Linked DNA regions of Mus musculus: all the other regions are linked to region 1. A link is a loop called in an ENCODE intact Hi-C map of the cell type or tissue named here. Cell type or tissue: heart. All regions are shown on one strand. Each heading gives the region's core, and the rest is flanking DNA. Links, peaks and the distances in the headings are about the cores only. Region 1 has its middle 59 kb from the start of 2900040C04Rik. Region 2 overlaps Tsc22d1 (TSC22 domain family, member 1). Region 3 holds the start of 2900040C04Rik (RIKEN cDNA 2900040C04 gene).

Region 1 (10,598 bases), core at 1,415-9,414:
GTGAACTGAATAAGGAGAGTTCCCTTCCTGGGGGATCTAGAGCTTTCTCCTCTGGCTGGTGGAAACAAAGTGTCTGAAGCCTGTGTGACATAGATCAGTGTTCAGCCAAAGAGATCCTTCTGCAGATGTCTGTCTGTCTGTCTGTCTGTCTGCCTGCCTGCCTGCCTGCCTATCTTTCTCTCCTCCCTCCTCCTCTCTCCCTTAATAGAGATATTTTTCCTTTCCTCTTCTCCTCCCTTCCTCCCTTTGTCCCCCCTCCTTCCCTCTCTTTCTCTCTGCACCTCCATGGTTCTGGTGGCTCAGGTACCACTTTTATCCAGATGTCTACACCCACCCACCCCCAACCCAGTCTGAGTGTTGAGCATTTTTTCTTTTTCCTTGGACACCAGCCTGGAAGCTGCCTTCAGGCCACGAGCTGGGGCAATTACAGGCTCACCCTTTCTTCACCTGCATCATGATTCTGTGCTGCCTGTTGGTAACATCTGAGGAACGTTATTTCTTATATCTTCTCCAGACTTTCAGCTGTGAAAGGCAGGGGGTTAAATCCATTCCCTGTTTATCCACCCAAACCAGAAGCAGAAATACTTTGATCCCCTACAATGAACGTTTCTGGTTGGGGGAAAAAAATGACTTGAAAGAAAGTTAGTATCTTCCAAACTATTCTACCAGGTCATCTCTGGTTTTTCACCACTAATGAACGTGGTCAGTTGATCCACTCACTTTTATATATTTAGGGCCACTGTATAACCTTTCCTTCCCTCCTCATATGTCTGTCTTTACAATCACTAGCATAGAATCCTTGCTCTTTCTCATATTAACTGGGAATGAGCCACAGGAAACACATGATAATGTATAAAATCTAATTTACATACAGCCTAAGTATAGTATGGATTTTAAAAACAGACATATATAGCTGCTTGCCAAGTGTTCATTTCTACTGGTGTGATAAAATGCCCTGATAAAAAGCAACATTGGGAATAGAGAGATGGCACAATGGTTAAGAGCATTGGTTGTTCTTCCAAAGGACCCAGGTTCAATCCCCAGCTCCCACATGACATCTCACAACTATTTGGAACACTAGTGCCAAAGGATCCAACACCTTCTTCTGGCTTCTACTGGCACCATGTACGCATGTGGTGGGCAGACATATGTGCAGGCAAAAGTCCCATGCACATAAAAATAAAAATCAACGTCTTGTCAGCCCTGAAAACATACATACAAGCAACCCTGTATGGACTAAACAGGTTTTATTTAGGAATGTTAGGAATATACATATATATTCAATAACAAGTGGGGGGGAGAGGCTATGAATTTGAAGGTGAGTGAGAGTTTGTAGGGAGGAAAGGGAAGGAGAAATGTAATTATAATCTCAAAACATTTTAAGAAGTAGTTTAGAGAAAAGGGAATTTGACTGTCTATTACAACTCCATGTTATGATCCGTCATTGCGGGGAAGTCAAGGCAGGAGCTTTAAACAGCTAGTCACATCAGTCACATCCCAGCCACAGTCAGGAGCAGAGGGAAAAAGCAGACACACATGCTCGCCTGCTCCCTGGGACTTAACACTACCTCTGTACTCTTATGGAGTTTAGCGCCCCTGATCAGGGTATGCTGCTGCTCACAGTGGGCTGAGTCTTCTCATATCAGTTAACATATTAAGATAATCCCCAACAGACCTGCCCACAGGCCACCCCGTGTAGAGAATCCCCCAATGAGACTCTCTTCCCTGGTGATTCTAGGGCATATCAGACTGATCAAGAAAGCTAAATACCAAAGGCAGAGATGGGTTATCTGCCCTGGATCCCAGTTCCTGGACAATATGGTTTGGGTTAGTTTAAGATATGCTTTAACTTAAAAACTGGACACGTGATTTAGGCCAGAACTCACTGTTGCTGTTTCAAGAATGGACAAAACTCCCTAGGGTGTCCCTCCCCGGCTGTTTCTGCTTTCCGCTGTGGTGATGTGTAAGGCTAGAGATCTTTGTGGGCACTGCAGCAGCAGAGCGGGAAGGAGACACGTGACGGCAACACAGGGAATGTGAAGACAGAAGACGGCAAAACATCGCATGATTGCACGACCTCACCTCTTAGATTCAGCTGCCTAGATTTACGCTTAGATTTCCCAAGAGCCTATCATTTTCCAATTTTCCTTAAATATGTTCAAATTGGGTTTCTGTCACTGGTGGGTTTAGGAAAATCTTTTAACTTTAAATGCTAAAGTACAGACGAAATGAAGTGCCTTTCAGGACAAGTGGTAAGCACACTGTTTTCCCTCAGCCTGGGGCTGCCGCCATGTGCAAGATGGTGTGTGAGCAAGTCGAGCTGAGTCTTGGGGTAGGCACCAGGCAAATCCTAAGTCTGTAATAGTGGCATGCTAATGATATGCTAATCTATGGTAATTACATGCTAATGCTAGACAGCCCTCACCTACAGACTCCCATCACTTCTAGGTGCTGCCCGATGCTCCTAAATGGGAATTAGAAAATGACAGAGCTACTTCATGCTGACTCAAATACAGACCCAAATTTCTCTTTCCATGTCCTGGGCGCATGACCTTCCAGAGTCCCAGAACACTGCAGATGGGACTGAATGGCCTCTATCTCCTGGTGAATCTATCCCACTCATCCCTACGGAAGGTTCCATCCATTTCGCCAGTGTATCAGTTCTGCCCTGAGCAGTGACAGGCAGGTGTGCATCCAGGGGGTGTGGAGAAGGGACCACCACACAGCATCTAAACGCTGGCAGACTGGTTAGAAAAGAGCTTTTATTGCTTTGTCTCCCCTCCTTTATTTGGCCTCCCTTTCTCAATTGCCCTTTGGTAGAGATGCGGACTATGGATGAAATCCCTTGAAACTGTTTCTAGAAAAAGTCTCTGGGAAAGGCAGTGGGGCTAAAGGTCTCCTACTTCTGGTGTGCCCCGGAAGTGTCTCATAAAACTAAAAGAAGAAATCACTTGTCTTTTTTGCAAAATGCTCCCAGATGCTCAAACGAGTGCAGGAGCACACACAGGTCAATGTAAAATTAGGCCAATGGTCATTGCTGTTTCAACTGCAAAGCTGTGGTAGGGGCCGCATCACTGCTAGAACGCAGCAAAACGTGTGGACTTTTGTTTCATGTTTTGGTTAGGTTGACAGTGTGTCATTTATATAGCCTGACTGGCCTGGAACATGTGTGGGCATGCGTGGGGGGTAGGGAGTGGGAGTGGGGGGGAATGCACTGAGTGGATATGCGCATGTGTGAGTGTGCGCATGCGTGGCAGACGTGGTGGGGGGGGGGGGTAGAGGGCAGCTTGTAGAGTCAGTTCTCTCCTTCCACCTCTGGGGGTCAAACTCAGTTATCACACTTGGGCAGCAAGCACTTTTACTCACTAAGTCACTTTGTCAGCCCTAAAGTACATCTTAAAAATAAACCTTCAGGCCGGGGTGACAGCTCAGTACTTAGTGTGAAAGGTCGGAGCTGAGTTTGGACCTGCAGTACCCACGGCAAGGCAAGGCACAACAAGACTCATCTGTGACCCCAGAACTAGGGGACAGAATCAGATAATTGATTGTTATATTTGCTGGCCAGTCAGCTGAATCAGTGAGTTCCAGGTTCAAGGAGAGGCCCTGTCTCAAAAAGTAAGGTAGAGTGGCGCTGAGCATTCTAATGACCTCCGGCCTCTACTGCTTACGTATTGATAAACACACAGCTCACGTATACACACTCACACAACTCACATACACACATACACCACACATACACACAAATAGAAAGTATAACTTAAGGAATTACCATTGTTGGACAGTAGTGGCACACGCCTTTAATTCCAGCATTCAGGAGGCAGAGTCAGGCAGATCTCTGTGAAATGGAGGCCAGCCTGATCTACAGCATGCCTTCCAGGACAGCCAGGGCTATAAAGTGAAACTGTCTGGGAAAAAAAAAAAATGATGACCACAGGGAGGATGGCTATAGGCAAAGGGGAAGACCAGGCGAGGTTCGTCCCTCCTCAGGCAGCCGGAGCCCAGGCTCACTCTGAGTACCCTGAGGAGTTGATGCTCCCAATGAAAGGGGCAGATCCAGTTGCATCTCTCTCCTGCCCCACCCTGAGGAATGGCCCAGTGACGCTGCAGGCCTTTCTCTTACCCGATATCTGTGAGTCAAGGCGCCGTGTTGACCAAGTAGGTCAGATAAAGGACTGCAAAACTATTGTGAGAATTATCCAGGGAGGATGTAGCCAATATTCCTAGGTGTGTTTGCAAGGATGGCCCGGAGGATAAGTGCCAAGTGGGAGGTGCTGTCACAGTGAGACTCCAGAAGTTTCTAGCAGGAAGGATTGAGATGAAATCCTTCCTACACAGTAGGACAACACTAGCTGCCACACGACAGAGGGTGAAGCCTGGGCTCAGAACTCCAGCTGGCTTTTAAGACAGGATGGCATTTATTACAGCAGAGATTGCTTCCTGGTAACTCAGGAGTCTGTCAGTTCATAAACTTTGCTGGTACATTCTTTCAAAGTGCTAGAAAACCCAACTGTTGATTACTTTATCCTTCCGAATAAAACATTATATCTTCCAAATCATTGTAAATTTCATGAGACACACATTCTTAAGATTATTGCATTATTGAAAACAAAGCAAATAGCAGAACGAGTTAAAGGACACAAAATCAACTGTATTTGATGATAAAGTAAGGATACTTAGTTTTGAATGTCTACAATTAAATAAAAAAAAAAAAAATTAGAATGTATGTGTCCTGTCAGGCACTGTCATCTTGACAATTCCTAGGAGGGTTTATTTACAAAAGTAGGATTTTGCTATGTGAGGTGGCACACACCTTTAATCCTAGCTGAATTCAGAGACTGAGGCACATCTCCATGAGTTCAAGCCTAGCCTGTTCTACATAGTAAGCTCTAGGCTAGCCAGAGCTATATAGTAAGACCTGAAGACTATATCTTAAAAACAAAACAAATAAAAAAAAAAACCCAGGATCTCAATATAGGTTTTTAGAAATTCAGCTGCCGCCATGTATGTGAGACCCAGGTAAGCTTACATCTCAGGGTACTCAGGCACATGTCTACTATCTATAGTTTCTTTCTGTATTCAGAGATTTAAGGCAGAATTACTGACATCTTTTAAAGACCCCAGTTGTTCCCGGTTGTAAGAATGGCTGCCTAAGTGGGGGAAATGAGGGTCAGGTGGAAAGGGAGTGATGACGTAATCACTCAACTTCAGGACACCTATGTAACTTACCCACCTGCTGGGAGTGCCCAGCTGGGCCTACCCAGGTTTAGCTCTATCACACAGTGAGACCCTTGCCTCTCACTGGGTAGGAGGAGCCAGTCTTGTGTCCCCAAGCCTAGCTGTGGGGGTGCCTAAGGAGAACTCTTTGGCATTCACATGTCCTGCTCCAGAAACTCTGCCGACTCCTGGAGCCAAGCCTGGCATATGACTGGGCACCTGCTCAGCTCACATTTGGACTCCGGTCCCCGCTCACCCTGGAACCCAGCCCCAAACCACAGCTGCCTGTCTTGGAGTCTCGCCATCGGCCTCCTCCTTGCCAGAATTCTCTCTCTTTCCCCTGAGGGCTGAAACTTGTCACTACATTCTTACATCAGCTGCTTCAAGGGTCCTGCTTCCAGCCTGATGGCCCAGACAGCTCCACCCCAACCCCTGTGAAGCCGCCTGCCTGTTGTAAATATTTTGTTAACCAGAAGCCCAAATTGTCGTGCCCCTGCCTCTCTAATTCTACCATCTACATGTTTAGACCCACCAAACCCTGGAGTTATTATGATGTCTTGGAAACGAGCTAGGGTCTAGCATGGTCCCAATCTTTCCTATCCTTTTCCTACCTGATTTCTTTCATATCATTCTAATAGGATGATATGAAGGACCAGGGCCAAGGAGATGGCTCAGACAGCAAAGCTGCTTGCTTCCAAGCCCGAGACCTGAGTTTAATCCCCAAGACTCACACGGTGGAAAGAGATCTGACTTCTGAAAGTCATTCCCTGCCTTCCACATGTGAGCCATGGCATCTCCTCTCCCCACCACACAATCAATAGATGCAATAGAAAGCTTTTCTAAGGTTATGAAAGCAGGCGGAAGCCCCATCTCTCCTGCAAGGCAGTCTATGTGGACGCTGTGCCCAGACCCTCTACCAGCTACAGGTGTTTACAGTACTGGGGAGGGGCTGCTCCTCTATTGTGCAGACGAAATCAGAAAGTATTCCACAGGGTCAAAGGTCATCACACTACCTGGAAACGAACAGTTTGCAGCTTTACTTAAGTCATGTGGCTATAGGTAAATAAAATGGTCAACTCCTTGTGTTCCCTGTACCCACAAGGCTTGATCCTGAGAACCTGACTGGACCAATAAGGGGATGAAGAAAGGACAGACACACAGACAAGCACCTCTATTAAGTACAGCAAGGTGGGGGGCAAGTTAGTTGGCTTTCTTAGAAGGGCTCAGTATGGCGCATCCTCGAGTTGCCGTCATCCTGGGAGGGAGAGGTGCAGTTGTTAGTTTTTGCACACACTGATAACTTCAGCACAGGGAGCAGAGGAAGGCTTTGACCCTTGTCACCAATACACATCCGCTCATGGCATCTTCTGCTCCCATGCTATTGGAGAGGAAAGGGAGAGAGACTACTGCAACCCATCCTTTGGGAACACTGCCTTAGTCAGGGTCACCATTGCTTTCATCTTCAATGAAAATCAGAACAGCAACTCAAGTAAGACAGGAACCTGGAGGCAGGAGCTGGTACAGGGGCCATGGAGGGGGGCTGCTTACTAGTTTGTTCCTCATGGCTTCCTCAGCCAGCATTCTTAGAAAACCCAGGACCACCAGCTCAGGGATGGCACCACCCACAATGGGTTGTCTCTCTCCCCTGCCCCCATAAATAACTAAGAAAATGCCTCACAACCTGATCTTATAGATTCATTTTCTCAGTTGAGGCTCCCTCCTTTCAGATACCTCTAGCTTGTGTCAAGATGACAAAAATTATCCAGCACAGAAGGGGATGCCCGAGAAAGAGCTATTTCCTGACCTCAAAGGGGCGTTTTGGAAGATGAGACACTTAAATAAATAAATAAATAAATAAATAGGTGAAGTAGCAGGATAGCATCAGCCAACTAGATCCGGGGGATGGGGATGCGGGAGGAAGCAGTTTCCCAGTGCCCCCAGCACGGTTGTCCACAATGAACTGTGCTCTTCTGGAGGCTTTCAGGAGATTTTGCCAAGCCTTCGCTGTGGTCACATGCTTCCTGAGGCTGAGGGGGACCATCAAGCAAGACATCCACAGGTGGTGACCAGCATGTGTGTGCCTTGAAAGAAGTGGCACACCTGTTAATCGTCTACAACTGTGTGGGGTGATTCTGCAGTGCCTGGTCCAAAGCAGGCATTCAGTACGCACTCACGGTGCTGACTCGACTCGCTGGAGGCTATTTATCCCCTGGGGTTGGTGGATGCCTTGGGGGAGATCTAGGATTTCTTTTGGTAAAATGAAAACAGGCCCCTCTTCCCTGCTGCTTCTATGTCTCTGGAAGGGCTTTGAGAAGCAATTGCCACACAGAGAGAAAATGGTCTTTGGGCTTTCAATTCCTTCCCTTGACTCTGCCTTTCAGGAACGCGTTCCTGTGGGAAACAACGAGAAAGGAACAGCAGCATGGATCAGGAGAACCAGAGGCAGGCTGAACCAATCAAACGCCCATGGCTCGCTGTAGCTTTGTTCTCAGAGCACTTGAATGAACTCTCTTAGTGGGGCCCCTCTTCCACAACTGAAGTTATGAGTAGATGGGTGTTTATTTTCACATAGAGATTAAAAGGCAGATAAAATTCATAAAAAAAGCAAGCCACACAACTTAAGACACAGTGAATCAGAATAGAAACAAACTACAGTTATAAAGAAATACATCTATCTGATTTTAGACATTCCAGAAAACTAAACCTATAAAATAGGGAGAGAATCCACAATTCAGGCAGAGGAAGCCAGGCAGTGATTGTGGGCACTGGGTGGGTTTGTTTGTTTGTCATTTGTTTGTTTGATTTTTAATGCACTGACATCCTAACCTACAGTTTGGTCTGGCTTGTGTTTCTTTGCTCTAAACACAGGCACAACGATGGTTGGCTGAACTTTCTGCTATGAAGAGGCATGGAGTGACAAGGACTGCCTAACTGAGGACTGAGGACAGATGCAGCTGTGGCCTTCTGGCTTACAGGCTTGCTGATGGGAAGCCACAGAAAGAGAGGTCTGGTCATATGGACAGAGATCATAGGAGTGAGTCCAGCATGAACGCAGATATAAAGGTGTGTCAGTTATTAAACAATGACAGATCATTTGAAAGCAAATTTTGATCATTTTAATAATCCATTTGTGCTTCCATAGCAAAATACTTTTGACTAGGAGGTTTACAGAACAGAAACTTGTTTCTCAGTTCTGGAAGCTGGGAAATCTAAGATCAGAGCACCAGCAGAATTGGTATCAGATGGAGTCCTCTTCCTGGTCCATGATGCATCATTGCTCTTTGGAGTCTCCTTTGGAGCTGTTCCCACTCATCTCCCATAGACCCCCAGCTCATCTGTCATTGCCTGGGGACTAAGACTTCAACACACCGTTTGAAGGGACATAAACAGTCTACTTATTGCGCTAATCCTTTCAGATTAGAACGGACCACTCCTTGGATAATAGTGCTTATTACTTATTTATATGTCCGTGTTGATGTGAGTGTATGCACATATGTACCATTGGAGACAAGATGAGGGGTCCCAGATGCCCCGGAGCTGGAGTTACAGGCATTTATGAGCTGCTCAGCATGGGTGCTGGGAACTGGGACCTGAACTCTGGTCCTCTTCATGACCAACAAGCACCACTAACCACCAAACCCTCTCTCCAATCCCCAGATAATAAACGTTTAAGGGTCTATTCCTCTTTACATCATTATAGCACTCACTCAATGAAGAATTCCCCCAAGATTCAGTGTTACCTGGGCAGAGGGGCTGCAGAAGGAGCCAGAGACCTTTTGCAGGATCGGTTTGCACCACTGAACTTGCAAGCGCCCTATGTGTCCCTCAGAACTATTGACTCAAAATCTCTGAGGGCAGATCTTGGGAATCCGGGTATCTTTAAAGTTTGTAGATACAGTAATCTGAAAGACCATTAAGCCACAGTATGAAGGACCAAACTTCCAACACACACCTCACCTTTAGTCTCCATCCAGGCACCGAAAAGCACATTGAATTTGGAACCTATCCTTAGCTAGAGATTTTGTTGCTTAGGCTTGTGCAACTCACTCACCTGCCAGTGGTTCGGGTTTCTTCATTTACAATCTGAAAATCTTGCCCAGTCGTAAGCATGACTAGACAAAGAATGCCTGTGCATAGTAAACTCTAAGCAATTATTTGAATGCTTATTATTATCATGATTATCAATTGCCCCAGTCCCAGATGTTTCCAGCCATAGCTGCTATCCCTGCCTCAGGACCTCCCTGAAGCCCTGCCTTTTCCCTCCTATTCATACTGCTGATTATATAGCTCTCCTGCTGGCCCTAGCATGCAGTTTAAAATCCTGAATAAAATCAGCTCTTATAGTTACCAAGGCCTAGAGAGAGGAGGTAGAATAGGAATGAGGAAGATGTAGAGAAATCAAGAAGGTACCCAGGTATCCCTCCTGCATTCCGGAGCCTCTGGCAACAAAGACACAGCGCAGAGGCTCCAAGAGAAACCCATATAGCGGTGGGAAGGGCGGCTGGTGAAGTCGCAACCACACAGACCCGTGGGAGAACAAGGGCACACTATTAAAAGTTTAGATGTTAGTATATTGACTCTAAATTTGAAAGGTAACCCTAACTATAAACCTAAATAGAAGAGGGGGTTCTTGGTGAGGGAAAATGCACCCTCAAAAAAGAGAAAGAATAAATACAAGATGGTATTGAAATATGAATATGATCACTGTATATTATTGTATACAGTATGAAAAAAAATCTCATAATGAAACTTACTATTTTCTACATATATATGTTAAATAAAAAGGCCTGTAAGTATAGATTTGATGCTCCCTGGGCCAAAAAGAATTACCTTAATTTATAGTACTTATAATAACAGAATTCAGTGTCAACTAAAAGGCAAAAAATCCATACAATTTTTAGTATACAAAGGTATTTGCTTTTATTACATGTTTTTATTGCTGGAAATATTTCTCAGTAAAAAATATTTATTTTTATTTTCGTGCAGGTGTGTGCACCTGCTTGTCTCTGTGAGTACATGTGTGCAGGTGCCCTCAGAGGCTAGAAGAAGCCGTTGGATCTCTTTGAATGGAGTTACAGGCAGTTATGGGCGCTTGCTGTACCTGCTGGGAACTTAACCTGGGTCCTCTGCAAGAACAGCACGTACTGTTAACCACTGAGCCACTTCTCCAGCCCACTATTCTTTTTTTTTTTTTCTTTAAATACACAATGTTTACCATTTAGCAGTTTTATGCTTACAAAGATTTTGTGAGGACAATACACCTTCTTACTTAGTTCCCTGGCTCTGTCTCCTCACATTTCTATATTCAGTTATCAAACACGAGAATCTGATATCGGTACAGTCGTGCTACCTAAACTCCAGCCGCTATGAGGTTTCCCCCACTA
Region 2 (10,598 bases), core at 1,787-9,786, 160 kb before region 1:
ACTAAATGAAAGTCCCCACAGCAATGCCCCAGCTATGGGACAAGGCTTCAGGGGAAAACAAAAAACAAAAACAAAAAAAAAAACAGATCCAGATGTACACCAAGAAGAAATTATGCCTACAAGACAGCAGGTGGCGCCAACACACCATGTCCTATTAGAATGCCTTCCATATCCTACAACTTATTTCTATATGTAGAACCCCTGCTACCTAATGATTTTATTTATGTAATACTTTGTAATTTTTAGGACATTGCTTTCATTACTCTGAATACACAGGCACTTTATACACCCATTACAGCTATTTTTAAGATGCATTGCTTTAATAAAAAAAATTAGGAAATGTTAAATATAAGAAATATGCTGCCACAAAGCTCCACGTTTAAAAAAGCAATGCCTAGAGTAGAAAGCCATCTGTGTGTGAAAAGGCCGTGATGAGACCTTACTCTGTTAACCTAAACTTTAAATTTAAAGTACATGTAGAGTAAAATGGAGTAAGAACGGAGAGAGTATGAGCAGGTAAAGCCGAAAGTGCATGAATGCACTGAAGCGCCCTCAACTCAGCCTCACAGGCGGAAGATAGCTCCCGTCAATTCCAGAAATGCTAACATCTTCTTTGAAACCAGTTCCTTCTATAAGAATTTCATTTCTACATGGGACTATGCAGAACATGATCATTTGCAAGCTGCAGAGTATACCACACAGTCCTCGTCCCCTGCCCCACTAACCCATCCCAAGAGCTTCCAACTGATGTAGACGTGCACAGAACTTTAGTTGGTCTGTGGCAAGAAATGTGCCTGAGCATTTCTTTCTTGTTAGTCTAGGATGGAAAGGCAGCTAATGACAGAAATGGCTAAGCCTGTAATAATCACAGCAAACACAACGGAATGTTGATAGCATGAGGCAACTACACACCATTCTAGAAGTTAGTCCAGTTGTTGACTGCTACTGCACCACACTGACACTGGCTGAGGGGTGCCTCCCACGGCACTGTAAGTCAACAGAGGCTGCTCACCATGGGGTATGTGTCTTGAAACCACAGAAGACACATGGTGCTCCACTTACATGACATCACAGGACGACGGACAGAAAATAAAACTTAAGAGAATGGGAGCTCTGCCTGTTTGTCATTAAGGAGTCGTAGTGGGAGGCAGTGATGGTGGACGTGATCCAGAGACGTTGGCACGACCTAGACATACACATACTTGTAAGGTTTTAAGTAACATTCCAAGTACAAGTTTGCTGGGGGGGGGGGAAGTAATATAAACAGAATACTAAACAAAAGCTAAGCCCTCTCCCATCCCCTCCCCATTCCTGCTTAAACGTTTAGTTCTCAGCATTCTCATTTTCGTAGAAGCCCATCTGAAACCCCACTAGTTGGTAACCACACTGAAAATATAATCTTTTTCCAAGGGAGAGTTTGAACAGAAGTACCCTACATTTGTAATTGCTGTTCCCAGAAGGACATGAATTACTAAACGAAAATTTCAGTGGTAGGCAGGAATCTCCTCCCCGAGTGTTACTGTCAGACAGGTCTCAGAGACACCCAAGGCAGCACAGGCTCCCGTCACCGCTCCTACCTACCTACAATAGCTCTGCAGCGATAGCGTGCTGCAGAAACTCCACAGGACGCAGATCAATCTGAAACTGCCCGGAAAGTCCCTGCTGTCACAGTGCTGAAGGGGCAAGGCGGACTGCAGCCAGAGAAAGACATCAGTGCCCTGACTTCAGTGCTGGACCCTCACTTGCTACAGTAGCGCTTGTCAGGAAAGACTATCAAGTGGGGGTGTAGCCACAAGACTGTCTATCAGGGTAAGCAACAGCAATCCTGACTGATGCTGGCATGCTCCACAGGAGGGAGTTCATACTTGATACTATAGACCTAGGCAAAATCCTTATCTAGGGATGTAACAGGCCAGGAAGAATCTACTGGTATCTGTTGTTACTGTTGTTTTTCTACATGATCACTTTACCAAACTGCCTTCTAAACATTTCTATCCATAGCCTGGCGTGGCTCCCAACCTTAGTCAGAGAAGCATCTATGCCTGACTGTTCACAGTGCCGCTAAGAAGCTACCACGAGCCCTCAGCCATGAACGGGACACAAGGAGGAAAGGATGTAAGGACAGATCGCAGGGCAGAGTCTCCGGTCACGATGTGGCTGCTGCACGCTTGAACACTCAATCTGCACAAGGTCGAGCCAGATCAGAAGGCCGGCGAGAGGTGGGAGGGGCTCCCGAGGCCCCGCCCCTAGTGAAGCAGCTACTGCCTTGGGAGAGCCGCTTTCTCTAGGATGGTCACTGGTGAGGAGCCGCATTCTCCAGTGGATGAGCCCACACTTGTGCACACATGGATGGCGCTAGCTGGACTCGATGGTTTTCAAAAACGTACGTTCATTAAAAAATTATGAAAGGAAGGAATGGACTCGGAGATATGAGGGAGGGATCCTGGGGAGTCGTGGCGGGAGGCAGTGACGGTGGACATGATCCAGAGATGTTGGCACGACCTAGACATACACATACTTGTAAGAAGGTTTTAAGTAATGTTCCAAATACAGCAGGGGCGGCCGTCCTGACATTTACAGCCGATTGAGTTATTTCGGCCTTTCACCGTCCAACAATTCTGCCAATAGGAGTGGTCTTCTCAATTAAAAAACAAAACAAAACAAAACAAAAACCCTCAAAGCCGTATGTAGTAAATACTAGATTTCTTATTAGTTTTCCTAGGAGACATTTCAAAAACATACCACTGGTTCAGAAAGACTAGCTAATGAGGGTCACTTTCAAAGCCAGAGTGGGGGACCCGGGGACTGAATACTTCAAGAGAGTGAAACAGAGAGGATGCAAAATGAAATCTTCCTGCCATTTGTTGCTGTGAAACATCTAAAACATCTCATTAAGAAAAGTAAGCCAACCCAATTAGAAAGGTATGAATCAGAAGGTACAGTTGACAAATCATTGGAATAAAGGAAAATGCAACTGTTGCGTGGGTAACATCAAACTTGTAGAATGACTAAATACAAATCTAAAATTACAGGACGATAGTTCATGTACATCGTGAGGAGTGGAATGGGTAGTAACTGGGGTTGAAATCTAAGGGATTCGGTTTTGTTTTCCTTTGAAAGTTGGTCTTAGGATAATTTCAGACTTTTAAAGTTGATAACACAAATGGGATGAATGAGAAGACCAGCAGTGTAACCCAGAACACCCAAGCTAGGAAGGGAGTAAAACACAATAGGTAGAAAAGCAAAAAACAAAACAAAACAAACAAACAAACAAAAAAACCCCAAAACAACAGAATCCTGAATCTAAACCAAGAATTGGAGGCAGGGGGTAGATGGAAGTCACACAGTGGTCCTAACTCGCCAGGGAAGGGACTTAAGCTGCCACTGCCCGCACCGAGTGCCTAGGAGACAAACTGAGTCTCACGGGCATGGAATTGGGAAATCTGGAAAGTAGGGAATGGGAGTATTGAGCATATTAACCTGGAAAGATTATATGCTTTGCAGAGACAAAACCGAGTCCAGTAACAGTTAAGATGATAAGCACTACACCTACATGGTTTATAATATGTTAACTTATTTACCTCTTAACTAAGGCTTTTCACCAAACTACTGCATGCAGAAGACTGAGAGGTGGTTTTCCCACCACCCGAGGACAGTCCTTAAGTAGTGCCATTCTAGGACCATGAAACAAAGGTCAACCCATTCACACAGACGCCATCAAACTTCTCAAGAAACTTCAGTAAAGAAATCCAGCAGGCAGACTGCTCTGTTCCCACTTGACAGCCAAGTAAACGGAGACTGGAATCGAGTTACCCGACCAAGCTCACCTTGCTAGCACATCATGGAACCAATATGCAGATTGAGCCTGGCTCCACGACCCTTGCTACTATAGTCAGGCCACTCTGCTACTATGAACCCTTCCTCCACATGGCGATTTTCTCTGGCCTATACCTTAAAAACCTGCCCTTTTCAAATATTTATAAATTAATTTCAGTGATTCACAGTGCAACACCAGGCATGTAAACTAAAGACCACAGACAACTTCCCCTGGACCCCTGCAGTAGTGGGCTTACCAAAGGTGTTCAGCATTTGCCTGATTGATCATTGTGACTAACTGCAGTTGTAAGACAGTGATAAACAGAGGAAAGTGAGACTAGGCAGGCGGGCGGGCGGGCACAGCTCGCACAGCACAAACACGCCTTGGGAAAGTCAGCCACAGGACCCTATTAGCACAGGGAGCACTCTGGACAGCCTTACAATGCAAACGTCCATAACCGGTACTTCTCAAGTTATCTAAGCCTAGGATGAAGGCTGCTAGCTCTGCTCCCGGGCAGGTACCCCCAAGATACAGATTAAAGCAGAGGACATAAAGATGGAGCCCCTAGAAGTCTGCTGGGGCTCCATTCTTGGAATCTATAAACCTAAGTAAACTTGGTAGAAAAAGGGAGAAAATAAATGGTCTCTACCCAAAGTACAAGAAGCCATACGCAAATACCTTTGAATTTTCACAGAGCTGTCGTTGCTAATAGGTTTGTAAATCATCCCGAGGCCCAAGATGTCGTCAGTTTGAGAAAAGAAGGGGTGAAGATATAATCTACAACATAAATTTTTTTTTCGGTATTTCCAACTCTAATGCAGAGCAAACCGGAGCATTTGCTGTAGAGACATCTTTACTCTGAGACAAAGGCGGTATAGACAGGTGACACGGAAGCAAAGCTGGCCACTGATAATGTGGGTCGTAAGTATCCCATCACGGTCACTCGATCCTCTCCCTCCCTCCACTTGAGCTACTCAAACCCAACCTCAGAATTCCTGGCTGTTTCTGCTTTTTATTTCAATTAGAAACACTTGAGACACTTCACCACTAAAAATACGCTAATACTGTCCGGACAAAACAGAGCTTGCATTCCTATAGAGAGACAACCCTGTCAAGCATGCCAGTTAATATGCCTGGACTTCATGCAGGAATCCCAGCCAAGGTAAAACAGAGCCCCTGCTGGTGCTTCCTACCAGTACTTCCAAACACATGGAAGACCTCCAGCCTGGAAGAGGGTATACATTGTAACCTGATATTGTCCAGGGGAATAAAACCAGCTCAGGCCATTCAATCCGGCTTTGCTTACTAGGATAAAAGTCTTCTCCAAGAGAAGAATTATTAGCATTATTTTAACCCGTTAGGTACTTTTAAAGCTTCCAGAAACTTTCCATTTAAAGTCTTCAGTGAACGGATGAAAAATAATCTAAAGTGAAATGAGGGTATCATTTGCCCCAGTGATAATGGCTATCATTCCTTCAATCAAGATCATGGAAAATAAAACTGATACCCAAACTGACATCATATGTTTAAACCGTCCGAGATTTAACATGGAGGCCAGCAGCAAACCTTAATCTTCAACACCCCTTCTTAAACACCCTAGTTGAATTTGCTAGCGAAATGCATGAGCATGCGAGGGAGCTGAGAACCCTTGTACCGGGAGACAGTTCCACACTGCTCCTGGGCAGCTGTGCTCTGCATATAGGCATGCAGAAGGCTGTCTCCAACAGAGGCCGCCGAACGATTGACTATGTTCTCCAAGTATTAAAACTATGTGCTGTTCTGGCATCCAGGGGCTCCATAGTCGTCATCTTTGTATGGTTTCGGTTAAAATGTGTATTTTTGTTAAAACGACATTAGGCTTGTTTTATCCAAACCATATAATTAAACAAGGAAACCACATGCTCTTTGTTAAACGATCCCAGAAAGTTTTTTCAGTGACCTCACTTTGACTGATGAAACTGCCTTGTGCTGGCTTAAAGGACCGCATTTCAAAACACCCTTCGCACATTTCAGTACTCATCTCTGGGCTATTGTGAAGACTAAGTAAGTTAATATATGGTTAAAAGACTTTGGCTGTTATTGGATAACTCGGCTTTTTTATAAACTTCAATTTGATTCAAAAGGTACTTCAGGAAGTGCCAACTACGTTTAAGACACCATGCTAGATTCTATGGGGCTAGTCACAGAACGATTAAAACATGCCCCGTCCTGGAGGTACTTAGGGGCGGATTTTTAATCTTAACATGTATTAATGGAGCTAGGAAGATATTTCAATCAATATAATGCTTGCTGCACAAGCAGGAGAGGACTGGAGTTCATATCTCCTGCACCCACTTAAAAAAAAACAAAAACAAAAACAAAACAAAACAAAACCAAAAAAAAAAAAAAAAAAACCAGCACAGGGACAGACTGTTTGACCTCCAGCACCCAGGGAAAAAGCTGAAGTTGGTGGTGGGTATCTGTGACCCCAACGATGGGAAGCAGAGGCCGAAAGCTGGACTATCAGCAAGCCAAAGTCTTTTAAACATATATTAACATACTTAGTCCTCACAATAGCCCAGAGGTGGGTATTAACTGCTCCCAACTTAGAGATGAAGAAAGCAAAGAGGGTGGTAAGAAGCGAAGGTAGGCAGGAACTTGTTAAAAGCACAACAAAAAAAATGCATGCAGTGCTTTCAAAGGAAGAGGGCATCTCATTGGGTAGAGCCTGCAAGATGTGGTCCCTTAATGGGGAAGAGGAAGCAGGGATCCTGAGAAAAGATAAACAAGAGAAGGCACTGTGTGGAGGCGCTCTGTTAGGAGCAAGAGGGCCCCCTAGCGGCCACTAATGCTGTCTAAGCTGAGTGCTGCGAGAGAGGGTTTTAGTAAAGGAAGCTGCGGCTGTGAAGGAGATAAGTGGTCTTAGAGCCTAGCTCATCACCAGTTTCTCTCGCTAATAATCAAGTGTCTCAACTGTGGATGCTAAACGAGGACAATGGAGAAGGCCCCGAGAAAACGAAAAGAAGACCACCAAGGCAGTTATAGAACTGCGGGGACTGTGCACTCACTGCCTGCTGTGTCCCAGTGCTGCGGCTCAAGAACCAGCAGGCTGGAGGCCAGTGAAGACAGTCTGAGCTGACGAGCTGACCAGGCTGTTGAACATGGGTGACTAAAAGACCAGGGCAATCCCACCGGGGGACCGGGGGTGGGGGGTGGAGGGGGCTCAGGCCACCAGGAGGCAGAGCGCACGCTCCTTCGAGAGACGGCCAAGAAGAGTTAGGGACATCTGTGCAGAGCAGAGGAAGATGAAGAAAAGGCAGAGACCTAAGGGAACGACCCTCACATCCTACACAAGAGTGTGTCCGGTGAGAGAAAACGGCGGCAATGCCCAGATGAGGGAGGAAAGGCCAAGCCCAGGCAGAACTGTCCCGAATCAAAACATCATCATCATGACGAAAGAATCAAGAACCGAATTATTTTACATTGACCTTAAATACCTTACTGAAAATTACATTTTTTTTTTCAAATTTACAAAGCGCAAGAATTGGATGCCAACTTAAAAGCAAGCAAATGTCACAGAACTCTAAAACTCTTCATTTTGAGAGACGAAGGAGGGCCCTACGTTTCCCAAGATGGTCCCATGATAGAAACAAAAGACAGCGCCCTGCAATGTCAATTTCATTCCATTTCACTAGGTGAGGTGCTTCCTATCGAACCGCAACACGGAATGAAATAAGTGGATTACACGATGTGGGAGGAGTCTTACCCTGGCCCTCGTACCCCCCCCCAAGTGTGCCGCACCTCCCCAGTCTCCCTGTGTGCACAAGTTCTCCCAAACTTCATCTCTGTCTGCAGAGCACCATGTAACTCAGCATAATGGATGCTTAGCACAGGGACCACATGGGTCCTGTGACAACGGGGAGTACAGAGGCCTGTCCCTGTGCCTGGGGAGTCAGATACATACATGAGGTTGTCAAGATAATACAAAGCAAAGCACACATTAAACCCTGAGCTCATCTACTGTGCGCTGAAGTTACGACAGGACTAGGAAAGATTCAACCTCTGACGTGATTCATATGATGCTTGAGGTTGGGAGAAGCTGACAAGTGCTTTCCTTTCTATTTCAGTACTGCAAATGTCCCAACTTTCGGCTCTTCGGATATAAAACGGGAATACAGGCATCCTTCTAAATTCACCATACCATTTATAGCTTAATCTCACAGGGATGTTCAACGACAGCTGACAATAAGCCTCTGAGATTGACGTGCAAACGGTTTTTGCCCAGGTTTAGCTGGTTAGACTTGGGCAATCCTCTGGGTACAGTGTTTCCATTTGGCAAGCTTTAGTTTTCCATGGGGCAAACCTGGCAGTTAGTTATCTTGACTATTGATAGTCACAATGTGCGTTTAGCTAAAAGTGCAGGAGAGGTGAATGAATCCGTATAACCTTGTCACCAGGGCAACAGAAGTAGCTTTCTAACATATCTCCCTGCGTCTAGGATCACTTGTCTGTCATCTCCAACCCAGCAGCCAGAAGGATCTTAAGAAACAAAACAAACAAAGGAACATGAGAGCCAGTTGCCTCCTCTCCTAGCTCCCCTCAAAAGTCCTTAGCATGGCTCCTGCAAGGCACTGGACCCTCCCCTCTGTGTATGCCCCTTTAGCCTCTGGTCTCAATGTTGGCTAAATCGCTGGCCCTTTGCTCCAGACACCCAGGACTCTCTTCTGAGCCCTGAGCAAGCTCACTTCCTACTACAAAGCCTTTGTCTCTCCTGGGCTCTCTGCCAGTGTAGATGCAGAGTCAGACATGCAGCCCCCATCCTCTGAGAGACTTCTAGGGAGTATCTCCTTAAAAACTGACATCACACAGGACACCCCACGTCCTAGGCATGGTGTGACAAGTTAACAATCTTGCCAAGACATGTTAAAGAATGCATTAAAATAAAAATCAGTAAGAGCGGTCTACTGAACAAGGGGGCTCTAAATTTTTGCGGCAACTCCAGACCCAATATAAATTAAGTCAATGGTACTTCTACCTCCCCATCAGCTGGCACAGTTATCGGAAACAAAATAGCAATAAAAAGAATGACCCTGGAAATGAAAACTCATGGCAGGACCTAGTAAGGTCTGAAAGGAACCTGTTCCTGCTGTTGCCAGTCTTCATAACATGATGAAGTCCATAAGACACATTTGTATTCTGCCAGCAGATCAACTCCTATGAATTCACCCAAGGCAGCAATCCTGAGGTAACGCGCAGAGGAGTGCACAGACTGGAGTGCTCATTACTGCAGGGAGGCGGGGGGAGCGCAGGCAAGGAGCGGGAGAAAGAAATCAACACGTGGCAACATAACAGAGAAGGCAACGCTGGAGGGTCCAGATGTTTTTATACAACAACTAAAAATGTTTCCAAAGAAAATTTGTGATAAAACGGAGACATTTTTTAAGGCGAAGAAGAAGAAGGAAGAAGGAAGAAGGAAGGAGGAAGGAGGGAGGAGGAAGGAGGAAGAGGAGGAGGAGGAGGAGGAGGAGGAGAAGAAGAAGAAGAAGAAGAAGAAGGAAGAAGAAGAAGAAGGAAGAAGAAGAAGAAGAAGAAGAAGAAGAAGAAGAAGAAGAAGAGAGGAAGGAGGAAGGAGGAGAAGAAGGAGAAGAGGGAGGAGGAGGAGGAGGAAGAGAAGGAGAAAAAAGGAAGAAGGAAGTAGTAGTAGTAACCTGCAAAGTTGTATATACCAAGTGTACTTTCAAACATTTCCAAACAACATGAAGGAAATCTCTGCCCGGTGTTCTGCCTTCCTACAGCTGAGCACACGTCACTATCACGGGGAAGGGGGTGGGGCGGCGGTGGGATTAACAATAAAGTTCAACTTATATGTGAGTGGAGAAAGGGAAGCTGTTAACTTTATACAATATCCACCCGCCCTTTATTTTTGTCACTAAGTTGTTGGTACACTAAGGTTAGGGTTAAATCTGATTTCTAGCATCTAACACACAGCCAGCCTGGTAGTTGTCCAACATGACTATATATGCAAACAGTCACCCACTCACTGAGCCAGCTAAGCAAAAATACACACACATGCTTTTTTTAAACAGACAAGAAACTGCCTGCCAAGTCAAAAATCTTTTGTGTTGGAGTATAGTTGATTATTATTAAGAGCAAATGCTGACTCCTGTAAGTGCCTTTTTAAAAAGCCTTTTGAAAAGAAAGAAAGAAAAAAAGATAGTTTCACAGCTGACATGGGTTCTAATTTAAACACTGAGGACAGATGAGATGTGACTGGGTTGGAGCCTGGAAGGAAATCTGGATAGTGGAGTGGTCCTGGCCACAGCTCTCCTGAGCAGCCTCCATCCCTCGGGCTGCAGTTCTAACCCCAGACTTCTCCACACACTTCCTGGGCAGTCACACTGCTTCCTACACTGCATTAATGATCACCATTAAGATGGCAGCTCCCAAGCCAATGCCTTCATTTCAGACTCTTCCCTCGAACTTGGGGCTCAGATCTGAATCCCCACCGAGCAATGCACTCAAAGGGACTTAGTGTTCCCTCTAGACACAGAACCAATTCCCCTTTACATCATATGCATCCATCGATAAGTCTTAGGAATTCACAGTAAATGTCAACCTCTCCTAGTCCAAGTTGGTATTAGCTCTTCCAGGGACCCTGAAGCTGCCTGCTAGTTTGCTTGCTCTCAGTCCTAACCCTTAGCAGCCCTCCTCAGGAGCCATTTTCAATAAACAGGCATCAATTTCTCAGAAAGGCCTTCCCAGTCTCCAGACCAGGCTAGGTTTAAAAGTGATGGATCAAGCA
Region 3 (10,598 bases), core at 1,323-9,322, 55 kb after region 1:
CTTATCGATTGATGTTTCTCTCTAGAAATGATACCTGTGTAGATACCCAATGCCTATTTAAAAAAAAAATCTAGTGAAAACTACAGTCCTTTTCCCTGAAATATGCATATCTTCTATTGAAAGATAAAGCGTCAACAAATTTAGTTAGATGACCTAATTGGCTTTTTCTTGTGATTTCTACCTGAGTCTGTCAGCATCTCCTCAGAAGAGAGGTGAGCTTTGCTGGCCTTTCATAAGAACAGTAGAGCACCCGAAAGAACAGCGTCGTGCATGAAGTAGAGCTTCCTCAGTTAGTGCAAGCATCTCCGCCTCACACCAGCAACACCAGCCTGCTTGGGCACTTATCTACTCTCTTCCTCTCCTGGTTTCTCTGAGAGTCAGAATAACAACTTAGTTTCAGTGTGATGACAGATCTTTAGTTCAAGAACCTGTGTTTTGGTCTGTTGGGGCTTCACACAGAAGCTTAGTCCAAACCAATTATTTCCCATAAAGTTTATTTAACTTTGCTCTAAACACTGAAAAATTTGTCCAGCTCTTGAGAAATGATAGAAACTCTCAGAAAGAATCTAACAAACTGAAATGTCATAGCTTGGAGCCAGCAAAAATGACCCAGTGGGTAAAAAACCTAATTACACAAGCCTGAGGACCTGGAGGCCTCATGTTTTTTTGTTTTTGTTTTATTTTTATTTTTTTAAAAGACTATATATATTTGGTCAGAATGGATAATCCTAGCACCCCTGTGGAGATATGGAATTGAAGACCAGAGAATTGGCTGTCTGGATTTATGCGGGTCTGCCAGCCTAGGCAACAATGTGAAAGGCATGAACCAACTGGCAGAGGTTGTCCTCTGACCTCCACATTCACCAGGGCGTGTGTTCACATGCACAAGCATGTGCATGCGCTCCATGATCTAAGGTTAAGAAAAGTTAGGGTGGGCTCTAATCCAGCATGACCAAAGTTGTTATTTTTTTTTTTAATGAAATTTCAAGGACTAGAGAGATAGCTCAGTGGTTAAGAGCACTTACTGCTCTTGCAGAGGATTTGAGGCAGCTCACAACTGCCTATAAGTCAACTCCAGAGGATCCAATGCCCCTTCTGGTTTCTGTGGGCATGTGTACACACTTACACACACACACACACACACACACACACACACACACACACACACACACACTATCTCAGGAACCCCCGAGTCTCTCAGAAGCTGGGGATAAAGCATGGAGCAGATTCTCTCTCAGATCCCTCCCAGCACCATCATTTCGGGCTCCTGAGCCATGACACAGGTTTTTGTTTCGGGGCCACTCAGGCTGGTATTCTTTGTTACAAACACACCAGGAAACCAACAGAATTCCCTGAGTCATCTGCCCAAACCAGGACCTGTCCACATTTCCTAACGTCCTCTCGGGACCCTGTTCCCCTCACTTAGAGAAAGAAAACAAACAAACAAACAAACAAACAAACAGAAACAATTTTTGAGAGTACTCCATTGTTGGAGCTGCTCTGTGGTTCTTCTTGTGTTTAATCCTCAGTCCAAGGAAGTATTCGATTCTGTCTCTGCTTCATGGATGAGCACATAGAGAAAAGGATAGCAAAACACACAAACAAATCAATCAGTCAATCAATCAATCAATAAACAAGATTCCAAAGCCAATGTTTCTGCCACTCTTTCTTCCACTTCTTCATTCAGCATCAGGGGATTCATCTTTTCAAGAGTGCCTGACCTCTGACTTTCCTCACGGTCTCCTCATCTCCAGCAGGAAGAAGGTGGGAGGCAGAGTGACCTCTAAATAGAACCCCCTGGTGCCTAGGCTCACACACTCCACACATCTTACAGAGGTATTCAGGAAAACCTCAACTAATTAAACTGACTCTACAGAATGCCAGGAAGCAATTAAAACAAAACAAAACAAAAGGAGTTACAGGCTGTCTAATTAAGCAGTGTTTTATTACTTTCAACGTGTACATGAAGCATAAGTAAGCTAGCATGCTTGGGGCAGATTTGGGAGACCTGCTTTAATGAGTAAGTATGGTTTTGAAATTAGCTTCCCATTGTTTTGAGCAAATCCCCTATGCGATCCTGAGGGTAGTTGCTTTCTTATTCAGGAAAACACTGTCTCTCTCTTCTCTGACTTCCCCTGCTGGGCCCATGGTGGTTACTGGGAACTTAGAGAAAACCAGATGTGATGCCATCACAGCCAAGATCACAGGTGGTTGCTGTCAGGCCTGGACTCCTGAGGCCACCAGACCTAGCCGACCTCCGAGAAACCAAATGTTTTTTTTTTTTTTTTTAATTCCTACATCTTCACTCGTGGGTCCTCCCTACTCCAATGAGAACCTCAGACCCCGACCTAATAGAAATTCAATCTCTGGAGACCTAAGACCTAAGGCAGGAAACTGGCCTTGCTCTCAGACCTTCTCCACTGCCTACTTCTCTGGAGTTGGTCCTAAGCACTTCTGCTGAAGGGGGTACTACTGATTGTCAGCCCCGAACTCCACACAGCCACCTGCCACCTCACCGAACAGTGTCACATTGTCTACTGGTGTTTCACACACCATCTAGACACTAGCTTAGAAAAATCAAGGTTTTGAATCACCCAAGTTTCAGATTCTAGGTTTTGGTGTTTTGTTTTGTTTTGTTTTGTTTTTTTGAGGAAGGTGATGGGTAACAGTGGCCATTCATTGTTACCCATAGTCTCTCTGTTTGCCTGCTGGCCCCAGACCTATCCACTCTGTTTCGCCACATTCAATGCACCATACGGTCTAAGAACTGTATCCCATGACCCTCCGACCTTCCACTGTGCAGTGGGATTCTACCGTACTGTGGGTATTTATTCCTGCAGACTCTTCACCAGTGAATGAAGATTTGGTGGGGGCAGCATTCCTGGAAACCCAATTGTGGCCACCAAACTTTTTGTTTGTTTCCTTTAGCTGTTGTTTCCTCTAGGCTTAGCAGTGATAGCCACTTTCCTAAAACTGCTGGCTCTTCTGCATCTCCTGCGATCTCCTGTGATGGCGCCAGCCATGTCTGCAAATACACCCTCCAGCAATTTGCATGAAGCATCTCTTTTTGGTTAGAACCCTGGGGGACACACCACTGTTTCTCTAGTACCCAGCCTGTGGGCAAACAGTGAACACTCAAATACTTGCCCCCTCCCTTCCTCTGCCTGCTCCCACCCCACTTCCTTAGTATCCCTTCCTTAGACTTTTAGATCTTCTGTTTTTGCTTTATGAGCTTGCTTCCCTGTGCTAGATAGCATTATGACAACTTGACACAAGCTAAAGACACCTGAGAGGAGGGAGCCTTGAGAAAAGCTGCCTCCATCGGACTACAGGAAAGCCTGTAGGACATTTTCTTAATCAGTGATTGACGGTGGAGGGCCCAGCCCATGAGGTGCAAACCATTAAAGAGCCTACGGCCTCTGCATCAGCTCCTGCCTTCAGGTTCCTTCCAGCCTGGTTTAAGTTCCTGCCCTGACTTCCTTAAGTGATGAACTGTAATATGGATGTATAAGCCAAATAAGCCCTTCCTCCCCAACTTGCTTTGGAGATGGTGTTCATCACAGCAATAGTAACCCAAACTAAGATGCTCCCAGGAAGTGACCTGAAGAGACAATGAATGGCCACTGTTACCCATCACCTGCCTCAAAAAAAACCAAAAAACAAAAAACAAACCTAGAATCTGAAACTTGGGTGATTCAAAAACTTGATTTTTCTAAGCTAGTGTCTAGATGGTGTGTGAAACACCAGTAGTCAATGTGACACTGGTCGGTGAGGTGAGAGGTGGCTGTGTGGAGGTCAGGGGCTGACAATCAGTAGTGCCCCCTACTGCGTTTGTTGAGAGGAATTCAGACTCAATGCTGTACCAGAGACTTTCATCTGACTTTTGTTCCCGTTGATCTGTAAATGTCTCCCCAAGGCTCACATGGTACAGCTTTGGTTGGCAGCCAATAGCACTCTTAGGAGGCAGTGGAATTCTTGCTTGTGGAAAGGAAGTTAGGTCGCTGGAGGCGTCCCCATGGAGAGGACATTTCCCAGTGTCCATAGGGTAGGCGGCCTCCTGTGATGTGCGTTCCCTCCAAGACACTCAGTACATAGGTCCAAACAACCAGCGCAAACTATCAGCGCAAAGCTGATAGCTTTGGACACTGTGAGACAGACTCAGCTTTTTCTCCTTTCAATTGCTTCTGTCAGGCATGTTTGAGACTGGCGTGTGCTGGCCGGCTATAATGAAAACAGTAAGGGAGGGCACATTTCTTCAGGCAAGGCTGGAAATGCCTGATGGGGCATCTGGACAGTGAAGGGGCAATGTATAACTGTGCGAGCGAATTTGGTTATCAGGGTCTGAAGCAGGAAGGAGCATGCTCAGTAGGAGCGGCTGACCATCACAGGATTAACACTTCAGATGTACCATCCCATCTGTAAGTGGGATGGTTTTAAAAATTCTGCCTGCTTTGTTTTGTTACAATGTAATAAACATCCTTTTATTTAAAAGGGACTTTTCCCCCCTGTGGCTTAAAAGAATTGGGACATTTACTATGGCCTAAAAAAATGTGTGTGTGTGTGTGTGTGACACGGAGACGGAGACGGAGTCGGAGACGACAGAGACGACGGAGACGGAGAGCTGGGAAAGAGGGACTGAGACTGCAGGTACCTACAGAACCCAGTGTCAGATTCCCTGAGGTTGGGTTACAGTTGGTTGTGAACTGGCCTTCACTGATGCTGGGGACTGAACTCGGGGAACAGCACTAAGCACTGCTTAACCACGGAGTCATCTCTCTAGCCCCTTCTCCAAGGTGTGGTGGCACATGCCTTAGTCCCAGGACCCTGGAGGCAGAAGCAGACAGACCTCTGAGTTCAAGGCCTGCTTGATCTCCGTATGGAGTTTCAGGCCGGCCAAGACTACTTAGTAAGGCTCTGTATCGTTTTAAAAAAAAAAAAAATAATGAAAGAAATTTAGAAAAATCTCCATGAATCCCAATCTCCTTGCATACTCATTTGACCTGGATGCTCGGAGAGTGTCAGGAACACTGCAGACGGTCCCAGCCAGGGTGGCCGCAGATGGAGGTTCCAGGAGGCCTATGAGATGTGTAGACGGGATATGTTGGAAACCGCAGTCAATTTAGGGCTCGGTCATCTGAGTAGCCATAGCAATTCTGGCTCTGCCATTGGTCGCTAGCTGAGTGACCTTCCCCTCTCCCCGCCTCAGTTTCCACATGACTACAGTGGAGCTAATCCCTTCACCATAGCTTTGTTGGGAGGATTAACTCGGGTGACCGTGCCTAGAATAGTCCCTGGCCCTCAGCAGGCTCTGGGTAAGCCGGGCTGTGGAAAGCTGGCCGCAAGGCCTCCCTGCATTGGCTGCTCGCAAAGAATGTAGTCAGTGCTGGTGCGAAGCCGAAATGAATCGCTTTTGTTTCCCCCAGGCGGACAAAAGAGGTCCCCTGGCTCTTTCTGGGTGTGAAGGAGCCAAGGCAGAGCGAGTTCTGAGAGCCCCCTTTGTCCTGACAGAGGCCTGGTTTGTCAGACACAATGCCGCTCTGGCTGCGCTGGAAGCCAGTGCGGCTGTGACAAATCTGTTTGGGTTGGAGTGGCACCAGGTCACCACTGCGATGTGTCCAAGCTCCCGGGCTGCCAGGCCTGACGCACTCACGACCCGTGAATTCATTCAGGGCTGCCTTAAGCATGGGGCACTTTGAAACTTTGGGCTTTAAAGTCAGAGTCAGCAATTCCTTTTGATGACCCCCCCAACTCCCCCGCAGGCGTCCTGGGGCGTCTGGCCTGCCAGTGGGTAGAGTGGCTCCGAGAGCAAGCGTCCCTGTCAGAAGAGCAGGACTCTCTGTTGTGGGACGCTCCACAGAGCCCATGCCAAGTGCACATGGGCACTGGGACTGGTTACGCTCTTCTGCCATGAAAGAGAAGCAGAGGGGAGCTTGTAACAGAATCTAATAGAGGAATTCATTATGAACTGCCTGCCACTCAGGCTGTCTAGAGCTCCGGGTGTGGCGACTGACCCCTGGCAGTATGCCTGGCCCTTCAGCCTAAGGCAGCATGACAGGTGTGGCCCCTGAATTCAGGTTCCGCTTCGAGTTGTTCCCTGTCACAGTCGGACTGCTCAATCAGGGCTCCTCTCACTGGAACAGAGTGTAGCATTTTGAGAGCAGAGCCACACACATCGCCAGAGCTTTATTACACGTCATCTCACGAGGTGGCTAACGTTTCTTAAATTCTCTTTGACTTGTGGTACCTACATAGACTATAAAGCTCATCACCCCATGCACTTTCTTTCCTCATTTTCCTTTTTGTTGGTTTGTTTCTTTAAGATAGGGTCTAACCTAGACTGGAATTTATGATGTAGTCCAGGCTGGCCTACTTGTGCTAGGATGACCGTGTCTGATTTCATCATAACCACATTTCCTGAGTTTAGTACATTTCCATTGTACAATCCCTAGAGCTGTTTTCCCAGACTGAAATTCTGTATTTAGTAAAGGGTCTTTTTCCCCAGCCCCTGGAAACCTTTCTACTGTCTGCTTGTATTAATCTGAGCAGGTCACCCAATAGACTCACGTAGATTGTGTGAATGAACAGCATGCTGGGAGTAGTGTCTGTTTGTGACTGGTGTACTTAATCCCTGTTGTACCTGTCACAATTTCCTTCTTCCTTAAAGCTAAGAAATGAATGAATGTGATTGTGCCTTCTGTCTCAGCTCCACCCACAGTTACCTGGCAACAGCCAGGTATGCTCCTCCCCACAGTTACCTGGCAACAGCCACTATAAAAGGGACTGTTTGCCCCCTCCTCTCTCTCTTGCTCTCTCTTGTTCTCTTGTTCTTCCCTTCTTGCTCCCACTCTGTCCCCTCGCCGCTTCCCCACCCCCCCCATGCTCATGGCTGACCTCTACTTCTCTCTCTCTCTCTCTCTCTCCCTCTCTCTTGCCTTTCTCTGCCTCTACTACCCTCCTAACTCCCCTCCCCATGCCCTGAATAAACTCTATTCTATACTATACTGTCTTGTGGCTGGTCCCTCAGGGGAATGGGATGCCTCGGCATGGGCCCACTGAGACACCCCCTTTCCCCATACCTCACCACACCCCCATAGAACATATTCTCCCTTCTCTTTACCTTTTAATAAACACATTAGATTGTGTTCTCTCTCTCTTTCCGTCCCTCCCTCCTCCTTCCCTTCCCTCTCTCCTTCTAGTTTTCATTTTACTGTAAGGATGTTTTGCCTGCATGTAAGTCCGGTGCCCAGAAAGGCCAGAAGAAGGTTTCGAATCTCCTGGAACTAGAGTTAACAAATGATTGGGAGCAGCCCCACGTCGGTGCTGGGAACTGCACTTGGGTCGTTTGCAAAAGCAGCAAGTGCGTTTAACTGCTGAGCAGCCTCTCCAGCCCCATGTTTCAGTGAACTCTTAAATCTTGGTATATTCATACCTTAGACACAAGATCAGGGACCAGCACTCTAGATGACAGATGACCCACCTAACAATACACACAGTGCTTTTCAGCGTGCCAATAAAGGAGATGTGGCTGGCCTGGTGCTTCTGAAACACTCCCAGGGCTGGAAGAGCCGGTTGTAACTGACCAGGAACATTGCTCATGGCCATTCCGAAGTGTCCTCAGAATCCACATGTACTGTTCATTTCACCATGTATGGTCACCAGTCTTTAGATCTCTGGCTCACTGACCACCCTTTGAAAGCACTCACAGCTCGGAAGCTACAAAGACCGAATGCCTAGTTGCCTTTGCCTTGTGGTTTGGTAGATGCGATTGTGAACCTAACATTCCTGTGATCTTTCCAGTTCTCCGAGCTGCCTATTTGTTGCTGAGTGTCTCTCTGAAGGCCCCTGAAACACCGTTCCTTCACTGATAGTGTGAATGAAGAGCGTTCTGGGAGCAGTTTACAAACCTCTAGATAAACTATTGTTTCACTGAGAGTGTCTTTCCTCAACTACTCAGAAACTAGTGTGTGTCTCTGTAAAAGCTTGGCATGGCTCGAACAATTATGGCTTTACATTTCAAGGGAAAGGTTTCCTTTTGGGGGTGGGGATGGCGATAGTTCTATGAGAGTTATCTGTCTGAAATACAAGACCAGGGACCAGGGAGATGGTTCAGTGGGTAGAGGCCTGATAACCAGAATTTGGTCCCAGAAACTCTCTTTTAAAACAAACAAATATGGTGCCTCTCATGTGCAATCCCAGCACTCCTTGGGCTGCACCTAAGGGTAAACCATTGCAGCAGGGAAATGTAATTCTGTGGTACAGCGCTTCCCTTGTATGTACGAGAGCCTAGATTCAATTTCTTAGTAGTAGCAAAAGATAAAGTATTTTTTTAATTAAACTTTTTAAAAATAATGCAACCAGTGTTAGATGAGGTGGTGTATTAATGAACAGATCATGCCAAGCCAGCACAGTTCTCATTAGAGAGGTCTTTATTGACAGAGTCACCCCTGAAGGAGGTGGGGGTGGGGAGGAAGAAGAGAAGGAGAGAAGGAGAGAAGGAGAGAGAGAGAGAGAGAGAGAGAGAGAGAGAGAGTGCTATACATGCTGGTATGTGTCTTTTATCCAAACCATGATGTAGGTAACACAGGTGACGCAGGTAACTAGCGCAGGTGATGATGTGCAGGTGATGCGCAGGTGATGATGTATAGGTGATGCAGATAGAGCATGCACAGGTGGTGCTGTGGTGATGGACTCAGGAGGGTCATCATCCCCTTGTCGCCTAGGGATGACATCGTCGCTGGGTTCAGAAGCTGGCTGTAAAGTTTCTGGCTGCCCGTGGACATTTCTGATGCTAACAACCATTACACTTCTAATAAGATGGGAGGCAGAGACAGAATAGCCTGGAAGTTCTTGGGCCAGCCTGCATGGGGTACACACATAGCCGCAGAAGCAAGGAGGGAGGCTCTGCCTCAACAAGAACCCATTCTAGAAAATCATCTTCTGACTCCACACCCATGCCACGGTCCACACACTGAATATACATAAGTAGTATCCAAGAACAGGGGATACAACATAGGTTCCTGTCTTCCTGACACCGTGACCTATTCTTGATCCAACCAGGAAGGGGAGAAAAGGCAAGCTTGTGCAATAAACAATATAAAAGGTAAAAAAAGTTTTCACACCACACTCACCCGGGCTCCTTGTTAGCACTCTCTGCAGGCACTGGCTGTGGTCTGGGGCCTCTCTCATGGGGGCCCCATATAGCTGGGGTCACAGGCACCACTGCTAGCCCTTCCTGGCCCTGGTGTGAGCATTCTACTAATTTCCCAAGCACAGCACGAAGGATTTATGTGTAACAAAAGCTTCTTGTCCACACAGGTGGGGAAACGTAGAGGGAGTTGAATCTCCTGACTGCCGGAGACTGGCGGGCCACCTCGCTTAGAGTTATGAAGCCTTTGATTTAAGTAGAGGGAGAAATCTACTAAATCTGAGCTTAAGGGAGAAGGGGTTTATTTCAGCTCATAGTTCCAAGCTACAAAGGGAAAGTCATGGCCACAGGAGCCTGAGACCGCCTGGTCAAGAAACAACAAGCAAAGGCTGAGTGGTTGCTGCTCAGCCTCTTCAGTTCAGGGTCCAGCCCAGGAAATGGCACCACACACACATTCATGATGGGCCTTCCCTACCTCAATGAACTCAATTAAGAATATCAGTCACTGGCATGCTCAAAGGCCCTCTTCCATGTGATCATAGATTGGAGCATTGTACATGATGTTAAGTCAAGGTAGATAAAAACAGATGATAAGTGTGGGAAAAACACACACACAAAGATAAAAACACAAAGAAGAAGAAGAAGAAGAAGAAGAAGAAGAAGAAGAAGAAGAAGAAGAAGAAGAAGAAGAAGAAGAAGAAGAAGAAGAAGAAGAAAGGAGAAGGAGAAGGGAGAAGGAGAAGGGAGAAGGAGAGGAGAAGGAGGAAACACAAGAAACAAGGTCAAGAGAGGTTCATCTGATTTGAGAAGGGGCATCCAGGGTGCTACCGGCCATGTCATCAGGGATTCTCAGTGAAGGATTGGGGCTCAGGGCAGGGGCTCACCTTTTGTCTCAGCCACAACATGGCTTCCCTGTTAAAAAAAACAAGCAAAACAAAACAAAAAAAACCCCTTCAGTTTCTACCCAGCCTGTTTGCCTTTTCTGTTCAAATCCAAATACAGCAGCTTCTAGGTATACTCAATCTTGGAATAGACGGTCTTTCACATCAAGTATTTTTAAGTACACTTATTTGGTTGTTTATTATTGTACAAATGGTGTTGGCATAATGTAGGAGTTGCCGATTCCACCACTCACATGGAGAGGTCAGAGGATGACTCTATGGGGCCAGTTCTCTCCTACTTTTAGGTAGGCTCTGGGAATAGAACTCAGGTCATTAGGCTTCCTCAGCAAACATCTTTACCCTCTGAGCCAGCTCCGAGCAAGTGTTTTGACAATCATACCATCCACAGACAGAGATCTTCCCTGTGCCTGGGGCTCTGCAGGTTCTTCTGTTTCTTATACATTCTCCACAGCTTATGCTCAAATTAAATCTACCCCCCTGTCTTTGGATACATTTGGTGGTAGGGGACACCGGCTTATACTGTGTGTCCTACAACCTGCATTATGTTATGT

What was found. A loop is a pair of places that touch in the nucleus more often than their neighbours do. Peaks named below come from ENCODE experiments on the same cell type or tissue, not always from the same donor. Only the 100,000 strongest peaks of a DNase experiment are listed, where the experiment ranks them.
Region 2: a loop joins it to region 1, with 2.1 times the contacts of the local background. A loop is called at or near these places in 4 of 42 quality-filtered maps.
Region 3: it touches region 1 in a loop (1.9-fold over the local background); 2 of 42 quality-filtered maps call a loop at or near these places.

What each region holds. Positions count from the first base shown.
Region 1 is chr14:76,305,364-76,315,961 of GRCm38, reverse strand. No RefSeq gene overlaps it. Among named protein-coding and RNA genes, the nearest start is that of 2900040C04Rik, 59 kb to the right of the region's middle. In heart, for the core only: no CTCF peak of the experiment used is centred there; a DNase peak (open chromatin) is centred at 5,541; H3K4me3 peaks cover 390 bases; H3K27ac peaks cover 693 bases.
Region 2 is chr14:76,463,135-76,473,732 of GRCm38, reverse strand. The region is part of intron 1 of Tsc22d1 (TSC22 domain family, member 1); the gene reads right to left. Among named protein-coding and RNA genes, the nearest start is that of 4930444M15Rik, 52 kb to the left of the region's middle. In heart, for the core only: a CTCF peak has its summit at 6,629 (motif pointing left); a DNase peak (open chromatin) is centred at 6,602; H3K4me3 peaks cover 687 bases; H3K27ac peaks cover 457 bases.
Region 3 is chr14:76,250,140-76,260,737 of GRCm38, reverse strand. 2900040C04Rik (RIKEN cDNA 2900040C04 gene) reads right to left here and starts at 9,276. Exons shown (of 2, transcript NR_152108.1): 1 at 9,129-9,276; 2 at 8,408-8,716. RefSeq lists an enhancer at 3,526-6,848. In heart, for the core only: no CTCF peak of the experiment used is centred there; DNase peaks (open chromatin) are centred at 2,197 and 5,447; H3K4me3 peaks cover 600 bases; H3K27ac peaks cover 1,000 bases; H3K27me3 peaks cover 319 bases.